2 separate regions of the Mus musculus genome follow, and region 2 is linked to region 1. The links are chromatin loops, found by intact Hi-C in ENCODE. Cell type or tissue: gastrocnemius. All regions are shown on one strand.

Region 1 (8,000 bases):
CTTTTTTGTAATTCAAATTTTCCATGTAAGCTTCAGGGAGTCACAACTTGAAACCACCTTTCACAGGGCAAATGGATTCCAGATAAATGCTCTGGCCATATTGTGGGGTGGTGGACAGTGAGAGGACACCTGTTAATATTGAACTGGGTTGGAAGCCCTGGGTACCCAAAGGGACAGTAGAAGCTTTGCCTGCTCCTGATGCTAGGACCCTGTCACATAGCCATAGCCCCCACAGAGAGAGTTGTGACCATAAGTCACGTAGGGGCAGTGTCCCCAAGCCCTAACACCCTAACACTTGTACATGAGGCATCCCTAGCATCTCAGACCAAGCCAATAGGAAGCACCTGCTCTCAGACCCCAACCCATTCCAAAACTGTATATAAGATCCTATCCAGAAGGAATAAGGGTGTGTGAGATTTCCTCCATCATCTGAGAGCATCTGTTATACGTACAAGACTGTAACACTTCCTGGGAAGAGAACCTTCTCCTGAAGCTTTCACAGCTAGAAGGGCAGCAGCAGCACTAGAACAGCTGCACCAAAGCAGTGGTGGTGGCTGCACTTCCTGCTCACTGTTCAAGCCCTTTCCCCTTTGCTCGAATGCTCCTGCCGGGCTGGGCCAGAGACCTCCACAGACAGCATCTGGTGCACAGACTGGCAACTGGCCACAGACAGCAACAAACATACTACAACAGATACCAAGGGATGGTGCTCTTGCCCCCAACTCTGGAGTTAAACAACTGGTCCTTTCCTGCTGTGCTTTCGCTCAGCACCATCACATGGATTTGGACAAGCTGGAGGGACAACTGAAGCCTTCTGGCCAGAGCTAGTCTCTGGTGGTGGCTGAAGGTCCCTCTAGCCCCTGTGTAAGTCCTAACAGCTCAAAACAAGGGTTGGCTAAGACTTCTAACTTCTCCCTAAAACAAAAACAAAAACCCTGGTAACACAGCAGCAACTAAAAAGCCACAGGGCAGCTTCCAGTTCTTAAATATGTAGGAAGGCTTAGAGTTTTGGACCTCCCTGGAATCCCCCGAACCCAATAGGCCAAGGGAACGTTCCCATTGGACAAGAAACTTTCTCCTCCTTTCTGTCATGGGCAACTCATCATTGCATAAAAAAATCCTCCCAGTTTAGGGAGATATGTGTCCTACTAAAATCCCACGGAATAAAAATAGCCAAAAACCAAGCCTCCTTGTTTTGGGAGGAAGTCCTTCAGATAGTGCCATGCACGGCCAATGATAATATTTACAGCCCTGACTCATGAACCCAAGTAGCTTCTCTCATCTGAAACAGAGATACTCAAGAAGGAAAAAAACCCTCCTGTTTTTTGTTTTGTTTTGTTTTTGTTTTTGTTTTTTGCCTATCTTAGCTGCAATTCTGCAATGCATAGGACCATCTAAAATAGGGCAGGCTGTGCCCCCTCAGTCAAATGAACCCAAAGCTCAAGGTTCTAAAGACCACTCTATTTCAGGTCTCACAGCCCTTACCTAACTAATAAGAGAAATAAAATCCATCTACCCTCCCCTGCCTCCTTATCCCTCAGAGGAAACACTAAATAAACTGTCTGCTCCTCCTGCTCCTCCTGCGCCTCCTGCTCCTCCTGCTCCTCCTGCTCCTCCTGCTCCTCCTGCTCCTGCTCCTCCTGCTCATCCTGCTCCTCCTGCTCCTCCTGCTCCTCCTGCTCCTCCTCCTGCTCCTCCTGCTCCTCCTGCTCCTCCTGCTCCTGCTCCTCCTCCTCCTGCTCCTCCTGCTCCTCCTGCTCCTCCTGCTCCTCCTCCTCCTGCTCCTCCTGCTCCTCCTGCTCCTCCTGCTCCTCCTGCTCCTCCTGCTACTCCTTCTGCTCCTCCTGCTCCTCCTGCTCCTCCTCCTTCTGCTCCTCCTGCTCCTCCTGTTCCTCCTGCTCCTCCTGCTCCTCCTGCTCCTCCTGCTCCTGCTCCTCCTGCTCCTCCTGCTCCTGCTCCTCCTGCTCCTCCTGCTCCTCCTGTTCCTCCTGCTCCTCCTCCTCCTCCTGCTCCTCCTGCTCCTCCTGCTCCTCCTGCTCCTGCTCCTCCTGCTCCTCCTGTTCCTCCTGTTCCTCCTGCTCCTCCTTTTGGCGCCCAATGACAGGATTCCATTAGAAAAGCAAAAAAGCCATGCTCCACTATGTTCATAGCAGCCTTATTTATAATAGCCAGAAGCTGGAAAGAACCCAGATGCCCCTCAACAGAGGAATGGATACAGAAAATGTGGTACATTTACACAATGGAATACTACTCAGCTCTTAAAAAGAATGAATTTATGAAATTCCTAGCCAAATGGTTGGACCTGGAGGGCATCATCCTGAGTGAGGTAACCCAATCACAAAAGAACTCACATGATATGTACTCACTGATAAGTGGATATTAGCCCAGAAACTTAGGATACCCAAGATACAAGATACAATTTGCTAAACGCATGAAACTCAAGAAGAATAAAGACCAAAGTGTGGACACTTTGCCCTTTCTTAGAATTGGGAACAAAACACCCATGGAAGGAGTTACAGAGACAAAGTTTGGAGCTGTGACGAAAGGATGGACCATCTAGAGACTGCCATATCCGGGGACCCATCCCATAATCAGCTTCCAAATGCTGACACCATTACATACACTAGCAAGATTTTGCTGAAAGGACCTAGATATGGCTGTCTCTTTTGAGACTACGCTGGGGCCTAGCAAACACAGAAGTGGATGCTCACAGTCAGCTAATGGATGGGTCACACGGCCCCCAATGGAGGAGCTAGAGAAAATACCCAAGGAGCTAAAGGGATCTGCAACCCTATAGGTGGAATAACATTATGAACTAACCAGTACCCGGGAGCTCTTGTCTTTAGCTGCATATGTATCAAAAGATGACCTAGTCGGCCATCACTGGAAAGAGAGGCCCATTGGACACACAAACTTTATATACCCCAGTACAGGGGAACGCCAGGGTCAAAAAGTGGGAATGGGTGGGTAGGGGAGTTGGGGGGAGGGTATGGGGGACTTTTGGGATAGCATTGGAAATGTAATTGAGGAAAATATGTAGTAAAAAAAAAAGAAAAGAAAAGAAAAAAAGCTTCCACTGGCCGTTCCCCCTACTCCACCTTCCCCCACCCAACCAGAGAGAGGTCTCTCCTATCCTCTCCCTAGCCACAAAAGCCAAAGACCTACAAAACACTTAGACAAAACCCCGCCAAACTCCATAGTCCCTTATCCCAAACAACAACTCTGTAATTTTCGTAACTCCCTTGCAAAAACAAACCCCACCTCCCATGCTACCCAGAACTACAATACAGAACTAGAATCCCAAAATACTCTAGCATTTCCACTAATATTAACCCTAATCTAACTAAACCGCTCAACTGCTATCCATTCCAGCCTCAGACTTAATAGAACTCAGGCAGGCAGTGAAGGAGGATGTTATCCAAGCACCCTGGACAAAATCTCTCCTACAGAGCCATATTGCCAAACTAAACATGCCCCAAGATTGGAGAGATATTTGCTGCTCCTCCCTGCCCGGCCCAAAGTGGGAGGCCCTATTTCAAGATGGATGTCGCCAACAGGTCAGATAAAATCGGGACTGAGGCGACACCCCATGGGGTTTGGATGAGCTCTGGCCAGGAAGACTTTTCCACTGGAGCACAGCAGGCAACACAGCCAGCATGGTATTATGAACAGGTCACCTCTGCAACCCAAACTTGGGACAGGCTCACCCCACTCTCAGATACAGAAGACCCAGCATCCTCCCTGCTTTCTCAGTCTCCCTGGGTTCTCAGCCTGGAGAACCCCCTATCAGATTTTATTCTCAGAACTAGAATGGGCCTAGAAAGAAAAATCCCCAGCCCCACAGCCAGAGATCTCCTTCTTAAAACCATTGTATGGGAAGGCATGACTCCTGAATCCAGATTAGCTTGCCAGGGTCTCTGGGAGGAGCATCACAATAGGAGGATTGTGACAACTCAAGATATAGGAACCACATCACACCACATCACATCCGTGGCTCAGGCATTTGTGGCAGCAGTAAAAATGGAAGGAATCTGCTTCAAATGTGGAGAGACGGAACACTGAAGAAATGAATGCCCACAAAACTCCCTTCCCATAATAGATCCTAATCCCCCTAAGAAAATTTGCCCCCCCCCCCCCCGTCCACCTCTGTTTCAGGAAAGGTCTCCACTGGAAAAGATATTGTACCTCCATATATGATAAGGATGTAAGCCATTGGAGCCTTTAAACTTCAAAGGATGCAGCCCTCAGCCCGAGTCCATAGAAGCCTTATGGGTGTCCAGCATCTCAGAAGGCCCCCACCCAAAATTAACCATTAAAATAGATATAAGCCATTCATGTTCCTTATTGATACTGGAGCAGACAAGACAATTTGAAGACATGAGATCTCATGAGACTGGCAACTGATCCCTGGGTCCCAGCTCCTAGGCATAGGGGGAACCGCTGATGCATTTGGAACTTCTCATGCATTTATCACTAAACAGGCTTGTAATGTGGGAGGACCCTGATGGAGCTACCGGCCTCATACGCCCCCTAGTGGCTCAAGCAGCCACCAGTCTTCTAGAAAGATAATGTCTTTCAAGCCCTAGAGGTAGTGCTTATCATCCAATCAGAAAGAGACCACATCAAGATAGAGGACATTACCTATAAAGTTGTACCCAAATCACCCCCAATTCTAGGGGGCCACTGTTAGATTTGATACCCCTACCTTGATTGGTTCTCTAGTGAAGCCATCTGGGTCCCACGGTTGCTTCTATCAAGGGAGAAGTTTAAAGTCCTCACACAGCTGATAGAAAAACCGCTTCCACCACAACACATCCACCCCTCCCACAGTCCATGGAACACCCTGTGTTTGCTATAAAAGAAAAGAGCTCAGGGGTATAGAGACTATTACAGGGGCAATTAACAAAACCAAGCGAGTCTGGGACTCTCCTCAAGGAGGGCTGCCCTGTGTCTCAGCCATCTCTGCCAATGTCCCCCTGTTAGCAATAGACATAAAAGACTGCTTTTTTCCATCCCTCTCCACCCCTGAGACTGCAAACACTTTGCATTCTCCGTTACCCCCCCCCCCCCCACATTAACATCTCTGGCCCAGCCTCACAATATGAATGGACTGTTCTCCCACAGGGAATGGCTAACAGTCCAACCACTTGTCAGGAGGCTGCAGCTACTGCATTAAAACCCTATTTAGACAAAGGACTCAATATCTATCATTACATGGACAATAGTTTAGTTTGGGGGGACTCTTCCACCTCTGCCTCCCAACTTAAGGAACAGCTAATACTTTCTATATCTGCCCTAGGACTCAAAATAGCCCTTCATAAAATTCAACTTATTCTGCCCATTGCATTTCAGATACAAAGATCTCCTTTACTTCAATAAGCCCCCTCATATCCACTCTTTTCTTACCTCAAAAATTAACTCTCGCCTCCGTCCAGAGCTTTTTGGGTAACCTTAACTGGCTTCAACCCTGGCTCCCCCTTTCCACAAGCTCCACTCAACCTTTCTTTAACCTTATAAAAGGAGATAAAAGGCCCTCCTCACCAAGAACACTGTCCCCCTGAAGCAATCCAAGGCTGTCAATGCAGCCTTAAAAGATGACTCTTGCTTGGTATGACCCAACAATACCCATACAGCTCTTTATCTTTAATTCCTCCTGTACTCCTGTGGGAGCCCTTTACCAACCCCAGGATGTGTTGGAATGGCTCCACACCCCAATGGGTGGTGCACCTTGAATTTTAAATGAGGTGGATGCACTCATTAGTATAATTAAAAGTGTCAGGGACAGAACCCTACAAACACTAGAAAAAGAACCTGACATTCTTGTCAACCCCTTTTCTACTCTCCAATATTCAATTTTTTAAAATGAGTTTTGGCACAATCTTGCTGATCTTTTTTTTTTTAAAGATTTATTTATTTTTTTATTTATATGAGTGCACTGTAGCTGTCTTCAGACACACCAGAAGAGGGCATCTGATCTCATTACAGATGGTTGTGAGCCTTCATATGATTACTGGGATTTGAACTCAGGATCTCTGGAAGAGCAAACAGTGCTCTTAAATGCTGAGCTATCTCTCCAGCCCCCCAATATTTAATGTTAATCAAAAATCACTCCCACTTTGCTGTCAGTTTAATAAGATTCCCAGGACGAATTGACACCCATTATTCTGCTGAAACCTGGGCCTTTGCTCTGTTGTGATGGCTGCCCCTCAAGTACTATTTTCAAAAAAGCCCATAGTTGGAGTCCCTCATTATCTACTAATGGGGGAAAGAGGGGAGCTTCAGCTTAACATACTACTCCCCTGGGATGAACCCCTATCCTAAAATTCAGAGAACTGCCCCACCACTCCCCCCAATACAAAGAATTATATGCTATCTATTTAGCTCTATGAGAAGTCAAGAGCCCTCATAACCTCTTTTCAGACAGTGTATATGCTGTCAATTTGCTCCCCTGGCTGTCAAGATCCTTTGTCAAACTAGATGCCAACCCACTTTCCACTCTACTCATCCAGGTCTCCACACTCCTACAGGAAAGAGACTCCCTCATCTACATCCAGCATGTCAGATCTCACAGTCCACTGCTAAGTCCAATATCTGAGAGAAATGCTCTTGCTGACCAAACAGCCTCAACAGTAACATTCACAGCTTCCATTGAGCAAGCAGACCAATTCCATCGCAGACACACACAAATATAAAGGAACTTCATGCCCACTTCCCTGACATCTCCCTTGCTCAACTCCAAAGGATAATCCCTCATTATCCTTGTGCATCCCTCATTACCACCCCAGCCTTACAAACGATGGGCGCCAATCCCCGAGGCCTCAAATCCAATGCCTTATGGCATATTAATGTCACCCATATTCCCCAATTCGGTAGACAGAAATATGTTTTTGCTACCATAGATGAATATTCGCATTTTATATGGACTACAGTCCAAACAGGTGAAAACTCAAGAAGGTTAACTCACCAAATGTTCTCCACTTTTGCCACATGGGCATTCCTCAACAGATAAGAACTGATAAAGGCCCTGCCTTCACTAGCTCTCAATTCAAAACCTTCTGCACACATTGGGAAATTGCCTATCATACTGGGATTCCCCACAACCCTCAGGGTGATGGAATAATAGAAAGAACACATCAAATCCTAAAAGCCCAACTTCTAAAACAAAAGGTAACCACCTACCCCTCCCCAATGTACAATTAATGATGACTCTGACAACACTAAATATATTTAACATCTACAAAAACTCCAAACACCCTCTTATCTCCCTTTACCAGCACACACCAAAATTAATCTCCAATCCTAGTATGATGGTGTGATCCTTTGTGTGGAATTTGGAAGGAACCAGACCCTCTCCTTATAACTGAGAGAGATTTTGCTTGTGTTTTTCCACAGGACAAGCCTAAGCCAGAAATGTCTAACACCACCCCACCAACCAAGAAGATGGCCTGCCTCTCACTGGCAGATCAAGGACAGAGGAGGAGGAAGAGGAGGAGGAGGAGGAGGAGGAGGAGGAGGAGGAGGAGGTGGCAGAGGAAGTACCACATCCAGAGCATCTCATGACTGCTGGCCAGGCCATGTGCCATCCACAAGCTCCCCTCTCCTCTGTTCTCTTGGCTGTTTTTGTCATTCTTCAGACTAACTCTGCTACTGCCCAGCATTTCCCTAGCCTTCCCAACACTCACCACTGGAGATTCTTCACTAGGAAGACCTACAAAGGATACAATAAAATCATAGGGACCCAGGATTGCCCACTTGAAGGATGTTGGACCAAGACTGAGATCCCCCTACACCTGCATTCTATCTCCACTACCCCTAGCTCTTTCTTCTGCTTTCCTTACTGAAACACAGGTGAATGTCTCCAGCAGGTCTCCACATATGGAGGTTGCAGATACTGGAGCTGCAGAATGGAATCCACCAGCCACAGTGGCACCATGCTGCTAACCTTAAAACTCATTTTCAGCTTTCCATAAACGATTCATGGGATGAACATTGTCAAACCA
Region 2 (8,000 bases), 280 kb before region 1:
GAGGAGCAAGTGGGCTTTATTATTGAGATCTTTAGCCCCTAAACAAAAACCTGTAACAGCATATAATGGACTTACAGATATCGATGATACAGTTTGGATTTATATAGTTTTACATACAAAACAAAATATAATCATTAAGTATAGTTTGAAGCTTTTAAAATGTTGAAAAATTCTTCAGAAGGCAGGATCTTACAGACTGCAGCCATGTAGAGACATGTTTACTCGCTTTTTTTTGGGGGGGGGGGTTGAGACAGGGTTTCTCTATAGCCCTGGCTGTCCTGGAACTCACTTTGTAGACCAGGCTGGCCTTGAACTCAGAAATCTGCCTGCCTCTGCCTCCCAAGTGCTGGGATCAAATGCGTGTGCGTTTACTCGCTTTTTAAAAGATTTATTTACTTATTTTATGTATATTAGTACACTGTAGATCATCTTCATACTGTAGCTGTCAGACACACCAGAAGAGGGCATTGTATCCCACTGCAGATGATTCAGATGGTTGTGAGCAACCTTGTGGTTGCTGGGAATTGAACTCAGGACCTCTGGAAGAGCAGTTAGTGCTTTTTGTTTGTTTGTTTTGTTTTTTTCTCTTCTTCTTCTTCTTCTTCTTCTTCTTCTTCTTCTTCTTCTTCTTCTTCTTCTTCTTCTTCTTCTTCTTCTTCTTCTTCTTCTCCTTCTCCTTCTCCCTTTTCTTTTCTTTTCTTTTCTTTTCTTTTTTTTTTTTCTTTTTTGAGACAGGGTTTCTCTGTGTAGCCCTGGCTGTTCCTAGCCCTGGCTATCCTGGAACTGGCTCTGTAAAGCAGGCTGGCCTTGAACTCAGAAATCCACCTGCCTCTATCTCCCGAGTGCTGGGATTAAAGGCTTAAAGGAATGCACCACCAAGCCCGGTGTAGTCAGTGCTCTTAACTCCTGAGACATCTCACCAGCTGCCTTCTTCTTCTCCTCTTGTTCCTCTTCCTCCTGCTCCTCCTCTTCCTCCTCTTGCCCTTCCTCTTCCTCCTTTCTCTACTTCTTCCTCTTCCTCTACTACCTCTTGCTCTACCTCTTCCTCCTATTCCCCTTCCTCTTCCCCTTCCTTTTCTTCCCCTTCCTCTTCCCCTTCTTCTCCTCCTCTTCCTGTACTTCCTCTTCCCCATTCTCTACCTCTTCCTCTACTTCTATTTCTTCATCTACTCACTTGTAAGTGTAACTTTTCCTTCACTTCCCTTTTTAAAGCATGCTTTTCTTCACAGTGTCCTGTCATGTTTAGTGTCTTCACCTCCTGCCTTCAGTTGACTCTCCCCACTCCACCCTCCTTCTCTCCATTCTCCAGGTACCTGCTGAACTTTCACAGTTTGCCTGCCCTGAGGTGTTTTGCTGTTGTTGCTCTTTCCCTCCCTCTAATAAAATTAACCCCGTGATTCCAAATAAATATACTTCAGAGATCAAAATAATATTTACAATCAGGAGTTTTCTGAAAAGCACACTTTCATAGACATAAAAACATGTAATTTGGGGCTGGGGAGTGCAGCTTCATGGTAGAGTTCTTGCTTAGCATGTGCAAGGTATTGTATTCCATCCTCAGCACTAGAAAACAAACAACAGCAATAGTAACAACCCTCCCCAATGGACAGTTAACAATGAATACCTTATGACAAACCTTGACTATGACTGAGTTTATAACAAAAGGATTAGTGAGCTTTTATAATTCTTTTTTTGTCCTGTAAACCCAAGTCCTCAAGAAATGCAACTCATTTTTACACTGGAAACCACATTCTTTTCAACCCTAGGGTCTATACATCATTCTAGGCATTATCACTGAGCTATGTACCCAGCCCTGGATTCTGCATTTGCATCCCTTCAAATCATCTGGAATTTTATTTCTCCTGTGCTCAAGAGAGTCAGAGTTGAACAGGAAAAAAAGATCTTACACTTTATCAAGGCTCATTCAAGGTTAGACTTCTTTATTTCTTCTCCTAGGTAATTCTTTCTACTTAGAAGAAGATCATCCTTATTTTGTCTCATCAGTATTCCTATGCCAGAAGACAGAAACACAGGTTCACAAGCATGTTATTTAACCTGCACATTGCTTTACAGAGTTTCTGAATTAGATGCCCACATTGACAAAGGGGACAGCTGAGGAGGCAGAGTGGTGGGGAGTGCTGCCTTAGCACTCCTGGGGCCCTAGGTTTAGACCCTAGGTTTTAACATTCCTGAGGCCCTGGGGGGGGAAGGGAGACATGCTGCAAGACCTTAATCTCAATTCTCTGAATGGAAAATCAGTAAAAGAAGTAGGATTAGGAATTTAAGGCCAACCTGGGCTACACAGTGAGCTGTAGTCAGTCAGGGCTACATGAGGCCCTGTCATAAATAAACAAATCAAAAAGGAGAACATGTCTCATAAAATACTTATTTTCACTCTCTCTGGAAAGAAGATTAGGAGGCTACAAGCACATGCTCCTCTGGAGAAGCCTGAAGCTGCAGGAGTGAACCACAGTACTCTTATAGACAAATTCATAGGGCATGTTAGTAATCCCTGCCCCTACGACTCAACTGCGATATTCCAAGAGTCCCAGGCAACATTTAAAACATTATTACAACTGTGTAGTACTATTTCATTATTTTAAATCACATGTATTTTGATCATGTCTAACCCTCAGGACCCTCCAACCAGTCTCCCAAATTTATGTTTTCTTTTTCTTATTAATAATCCCTTGTGTTCAGTAAATGCTTTGCGTAGGATGCATGGGTGTGGTAGCATTCACTAGGGCATGGGTAACCTACCAGCAGCCATAACTCCAAAGAAAAACGACTCTCCCTCTCTCCACAATTAATCAACTAATTAACTTCCAACAGCTACTCCTCTACAGACAAGCTTGAAGCAGCCTCTCCTTTCCTGATGGAATTTAGGTTGGTTTGATCTCATACAGGCAACCACAGCTGCCTTGGGTTTATGTATGCAATAGCCATTGATGAATATTAATTCGTTTATTTTGAGAAACACAGAAAGGGGGGAGGAAGAGGGATAGGGAGGAAAGGGTGGGAGGGGGAGGGATGAGGAAGAGAGGGGAGAGAGAGAGAGAGAGAGAGAGAGAGAGAGAGAGAGAGAGAGAGAGAGAGAGAGAACCCCATAACACTCCTGTGGAGACTAGATGAATCTAGTGTGAGTTGGTCCTCCTACCATATGGGTCCTGGGGTTCAAACTCAGATCATAATCTTGGTGGCAAGCACCTTTCCCTACTAAACCATCTGGTCATATGCTCTCAGTATTCTTTTAAACATTAACTTTGTCTGTCTAGCTCCTGCCTAGCCTGGAGATTGTTATGTATTACCATCATTGTAATAGATGAAAACACAGGCCCTGGATGTATCTTCATTGACATGACATGCTATTGAAACACACACACACCCCATTTTGGTGGTATTGAGTATGAACCCAGGGGTCTCATACAAGCTAGGAAGCACCCTATCATCCATCCTTTCATGCAGGGTTTTAAAGACCCTCTATTTTCACATTTTAAATCATCATGCTACACAACTTTAGATGGAAAAGGTTAAATACAATTAAAACAACTAAGAAAAATAATAATTTTTCCCACCAGCACTTCTAGAATCCATCCAAAACTGAGGGTGGCATGGGGGGGGGGAGGTGAAGGTTATAGAAAGAAGAATGAAAAAGAGCAAAAGCTGCCAGGATGACAATGACACATCACTTCAGGATCACTAGTACTTGAGAAGTGGAGGCAAGACAGTTTGTCATCCTATTCTGGGCTAAGTAAGACTACCCCCCACCCCCACCCCCCACTCCCCCACTCCCCAACTTAAACTCAAACAAAAAGGTAACAACAAAACAAAGCAGTGAATTAGTTTGAGCCTAAATTCAGGGAAGAAACAGGATATGCAGCTGCTGATCTGAGCTTAGGCAGTTAACAAGTGTGGACCCCAGTAGGGAAACAGAGCCTCAGGACTTCAGGTGAGGGATACTAAGGACTGGGGAGCTCACTTTGAAGTCAGGACTTGTTTCTTAAGTAATGAGGGCCTTTGCCCAGGCATTCCTCCCTAAGCTTTTCCCCTTAGACTTCTGCTGTAGAGCCCAGGCAATGCTCTGTGGACAAGGTCCCATCTCTAGTTCATTGTTGATTAGTTGCTTCCTCTTTCCAAATTTCTGTGTCCATCCTAAACTCAATTTATGCTGCTTTGGGGGTTCCGGAAAGCAGCCATTGGAGACACAACACACACACACACACACACACACACACACACACACACACACACACACACACACACAACCCTCTATGTACACTGGCCAAGCATAGGGCTAGGTGTTGGGTCTGACATGAATTCTGTAAGTATAGATGAGGCACTCTTATAAGGAACCCTTTGTTTTGACTACTGCTACTGTGTGTGTGTGTGTGTGTGTGTGTGTATGTCTTTGTGGGGAGGTGGCAGGGGGAGGCAAGGGTCTCCTGTCCCACTCTAGACTTCATTCTTCGGGAAATATGTGCCTGGCTACCAGAAAGATCTGGTGGTTTGGGGAAGAAAGCGGTGGTGTGGGGGCAAGCAGGCCCTACTTCCGGTTCCTGAGGACCCAAATCCAGGGAAATGCAAGGACTGTGGGCTACAGGCAGCATTGGGCATTTCCACCTCCTACTCTAGTCTGTAAACACCTAGAAGTGGGCTTTAGTGACTCCCGCTTGCTTGTCTTGGGCCCAGGTGTTGCTGGATCCCCATTGGACTCCCCATGGACCCGGGCCAAGTCTTCCTGAAGCTGAGAGGAAGCCACAGAATCGGAGGTGAGCTGGAACTATACTCATGGCTCCTTTTGGGGGGGGGGTCCTTATCTCTTTTCCCCACCCAAACCTGCATTTTAATTTGACCATTTCTGAGAACTTTTGGGAGAAAACCTGCCTGTCATAGTTGTTCACAGAAGGGCTCTCCCTACCCCTATACTCACATGGGCAGAGCCCCCTGACCCAAACCAGGAACAGGGAAGGGTAGCAACTGATCAACAAGTCTTGGAGTAGAGATGGGTTCTGGTCCACAGAGGAAGCCTGGCCTCCAAAGGCTGCTGGAATAAGAGACAACTGTACAGAGAGATCCTAAGACCGCTACTTAGCCTATCACAAGGTCCAAAGCTCTCTGTTCCTTAGGTTGTTTATAATTGCTGTCTGCTTCACTATACTTGGTAAGACAGGCAATAGTTATAGCTAAAGTGGAAATAGTAGTAATTACATGTGAGTGAAAGTCTCCCTGTGCCTCTGCAGGGCCTGGCCTAGCATTTTGAGTGAGCATGACAGCTTTTATATATAAGTGACTAAAGACTATACCTAGAGTGTGAAATGGAAACCGTTCCTTTTTGCCTCCTAAATGTGCTACTTTACTTGCAGAGGCCAGGCCTGGGTTTTGGAAAGCCTTGTAAAGGGCCATATTTTCATCATTATGACAAGAAATGCCAGTTAAGAAAACCAAACCCTTCCCCTCGTTTGTTTTCTGGTCATTAATTCTAAAATCCAGGGCTGTTTTTGGACTGTCAGCTCATTCAGACTCTGTAGAGGAGAGAGAGGGAGGGAAGAGAGAGAGGGAGAGAGAGAGAGAGAGAGAGAGAGAGAGAGAGAGAACTCACCATGTACGAGTTTTCTAAACATTTATTCATACTAGTAGAACAAATAAATAAAGACACTTTTAACAACACTACATTCCTCATGTGGACTTCTCTGCTTTATCATTTTAAAAATCTACCTGTTTTCTTTCAGACACCCATTAGGAAGCACATGGACATGTTAATCATTCAAAGCCTGTTTCAAAACTGGTAAATCCCTAACCTAACCTACTCATTCCACTTCAAGGCTGAAGGCACAAAGGTGAGGGCGATATACTATCAGCTTTTACCATGCTCTCTTCGAAGTTCTCTAAAAGGCAAGCCCTGAAAATCTCCACTCGTTGTCCTAAACCTGCAACTGCCTTGGATTCCAGGAAGATCATAGATCGCTCCATAATTAAATCACCCCTAAGCAGAAGCAATCATTTCAAGGAAATTACATTGTTCCTAAAATAATAATAGGGTGATGGAGACTTCTCCGTGGCCACCTGGCAGAATCCAAACTAATATAATGATCAACCAGACCACAATGTAATCAAATCACAAATGGCCCAATGCTTAATTTCTGTCTTGCCAAAATGGCTATTTTAATTAAAATCCTTCCCTCACTTTTTCACCGTTATTTTTGTTTGTTTTCTCTGGAGCAGGTGTTTAGACCTGACCTGTTAGAAACCCCAAAAGCGGCCTCTGTCCTAAGACTCCGCTGTTACTGCATCCAGGAAAGGCTATTTCAAATTCTGTTCCTCTCATATTGTTTTGTCAATTTCTTCTCATGATTGCCTGAAAAATCTAGGTGGCAGAGGTAGACTCTTTTTGGCTCATATCCATGGCATGTTAAGACCTATGTTGAGTGGAATGTAACTTCGTAGCTCATAATCACAAATTGGTTTCCAATAGCTACCCATTAGGAATAGGTGGATCCATTGGACTCAACTTATTATAAGGAGTTACAATCAAAGAAATGTAGTCGAAAGGGATTAGATAATTAAAAATACTTGTCCAACTTATCTTGCACCCCTTTAAAATGGAATCAATGTTGTGGTTTTGTCTTACTGTTTGTTTGTTTATTTTATTTTGCTTTTGCCACAGGGTCTTGCTGGATATCTCTCACTGGCCTGGAGCTCCTATAGAGTCCAGGTTGGTCTCCAATTCAAAAGCAATCCTCCTGTCTCAACCTCACTTTTATGTTTGGTACTGTAGATAATTAAAGCAGGGCCTTACACAGGCTAGTCCACTTCTCTAACACTTCATTCCTTCATCTATTTCCTCACCTAAGTTTGTAGTTTAATCTATTTCCCAGGGTGTTGAGGAAGAAGGCCTACCTGCTTCTGTATTTATTTGTTTTTGGTTTTGGTTTGTTCGTTTACTTTGTTTTGTTTTTCTGTTTTTGTTTGTTTGTTTGTGTGTGTGTGTTTGTTTTATTTTTACTTTTTTATTTTGGTTTTTGGAGACACGGTCTCTTTGTGTAGCTTTGGCTGCCCTGAAACTCATTCTATAGACCAGGCTGACCTCGAACTCACAGAGCACCTCCTGCTTCTGCCTCCCAAGTTTCTCTCTCTCTCTCTCTCTCTCTCTCTCTCTCTCTCTCTCTCTCTCTGTGTGTGTGTGTTTAGTTTTGTTTTTTTGTTTTCTTTTTATTGAGGGTCTCATGTAGCCCAAGATTGCCTGGAGCTGAAAACAGAGCTGAGCCTGGACTTAAACTCCTGGCTTAGATAACAGGCATATGTTACCTACCATTACCAGCTTCCCTCTATCTTTACATCATTTATACGTTACTTATAATAACTAGTACATTGAAAATTCTAGGTAAATGATTGTTTTACTATATTATTTAGGAACAGTTACAAAATTTTAAACTATCTATGATCAATCCAAATGCAAGTTTTTTTTTAAAGATTTATTTATTTATTTATTTATTTATTTATTTATTTATTTATTTATTATATGTAAGTACTCTGTAGCTGTCTTCAGACACACCAGAAGAGGCCGTCAGATCTCGTTACGGATGGTTGTGAGCCACCATGTGGTTGCTGGGATTTGAACTCCGGACCTTTGGAAGAGCAGTCGGGTGCTCTTACCCACTGAGCCATCTCACCAGCCCCCAAATGCAAGTTTTAGTAAAGTATTTTTAACTTGTTTGAGTCTCTGGATGCAGAAACTAGGAATACTGAAGGCCAATTGCATGTGTTCATGAGATGTGATGAATCTAAAATCCTAGTCCAATCGTGGGAAAAGCACCAGATCTTTTTTTTTGTTGTTGTTGTTTTTTGTTTGGTTTTGTTTTGTTTTTTCGAGACAGGGTTTCTCTGTGTAGCCCTGGCTGTCCTGGAACTCACTTTGTAGACCAGGCTGGCCTCGAACTCAGAAATCCACCTGCCTCTGCCTCCCAAGTGCTGGGATTAAAGGCGTGCACCACCACCGCCCG

The links. A loop is a pair of places that touch in the nucleus more often than their neighbours do. Peaks named below come from ENCODE experiments on the same cell type or tissue, not always from the same donor. Only the 100,000 strongest peaks of a DNase experiment are listed, where the experiment ranks them.
Region 2: a loop joins it to region 1, with 2.1 times the contacts of the local background. A loop is called at or near these places in 3 of 42 quality-filtered maps.

What each region holds. Positions count from the first base shown.
Region 1 is chrX:103,910,485-103,918,484 of GRCm38, forward strand. No RefSeq gene overlaps it. Among named protein-coding and RNA genes, the nearest start is that of Rlim, 67 kb to the right of the region's middle. In gastrocnemius, a CTCF peak has its summit at 4,533 (motif pointing left); DNase peaks (open chromatin) are centred at 694 and 4,525.
Region 2 is chrX:103,632,971-103,640,970 of GRCm38, forward strand. No RefSeq gene overlaps it. Among named protein-coding and RNA genes, the nearest start is that of Zcchc13, 6.4 kb to the left of the region's middle. In gastrocnemius, no CTCF peak of the experiment used is centred here; a DNase peak (open chromatin) is centred at 4,713.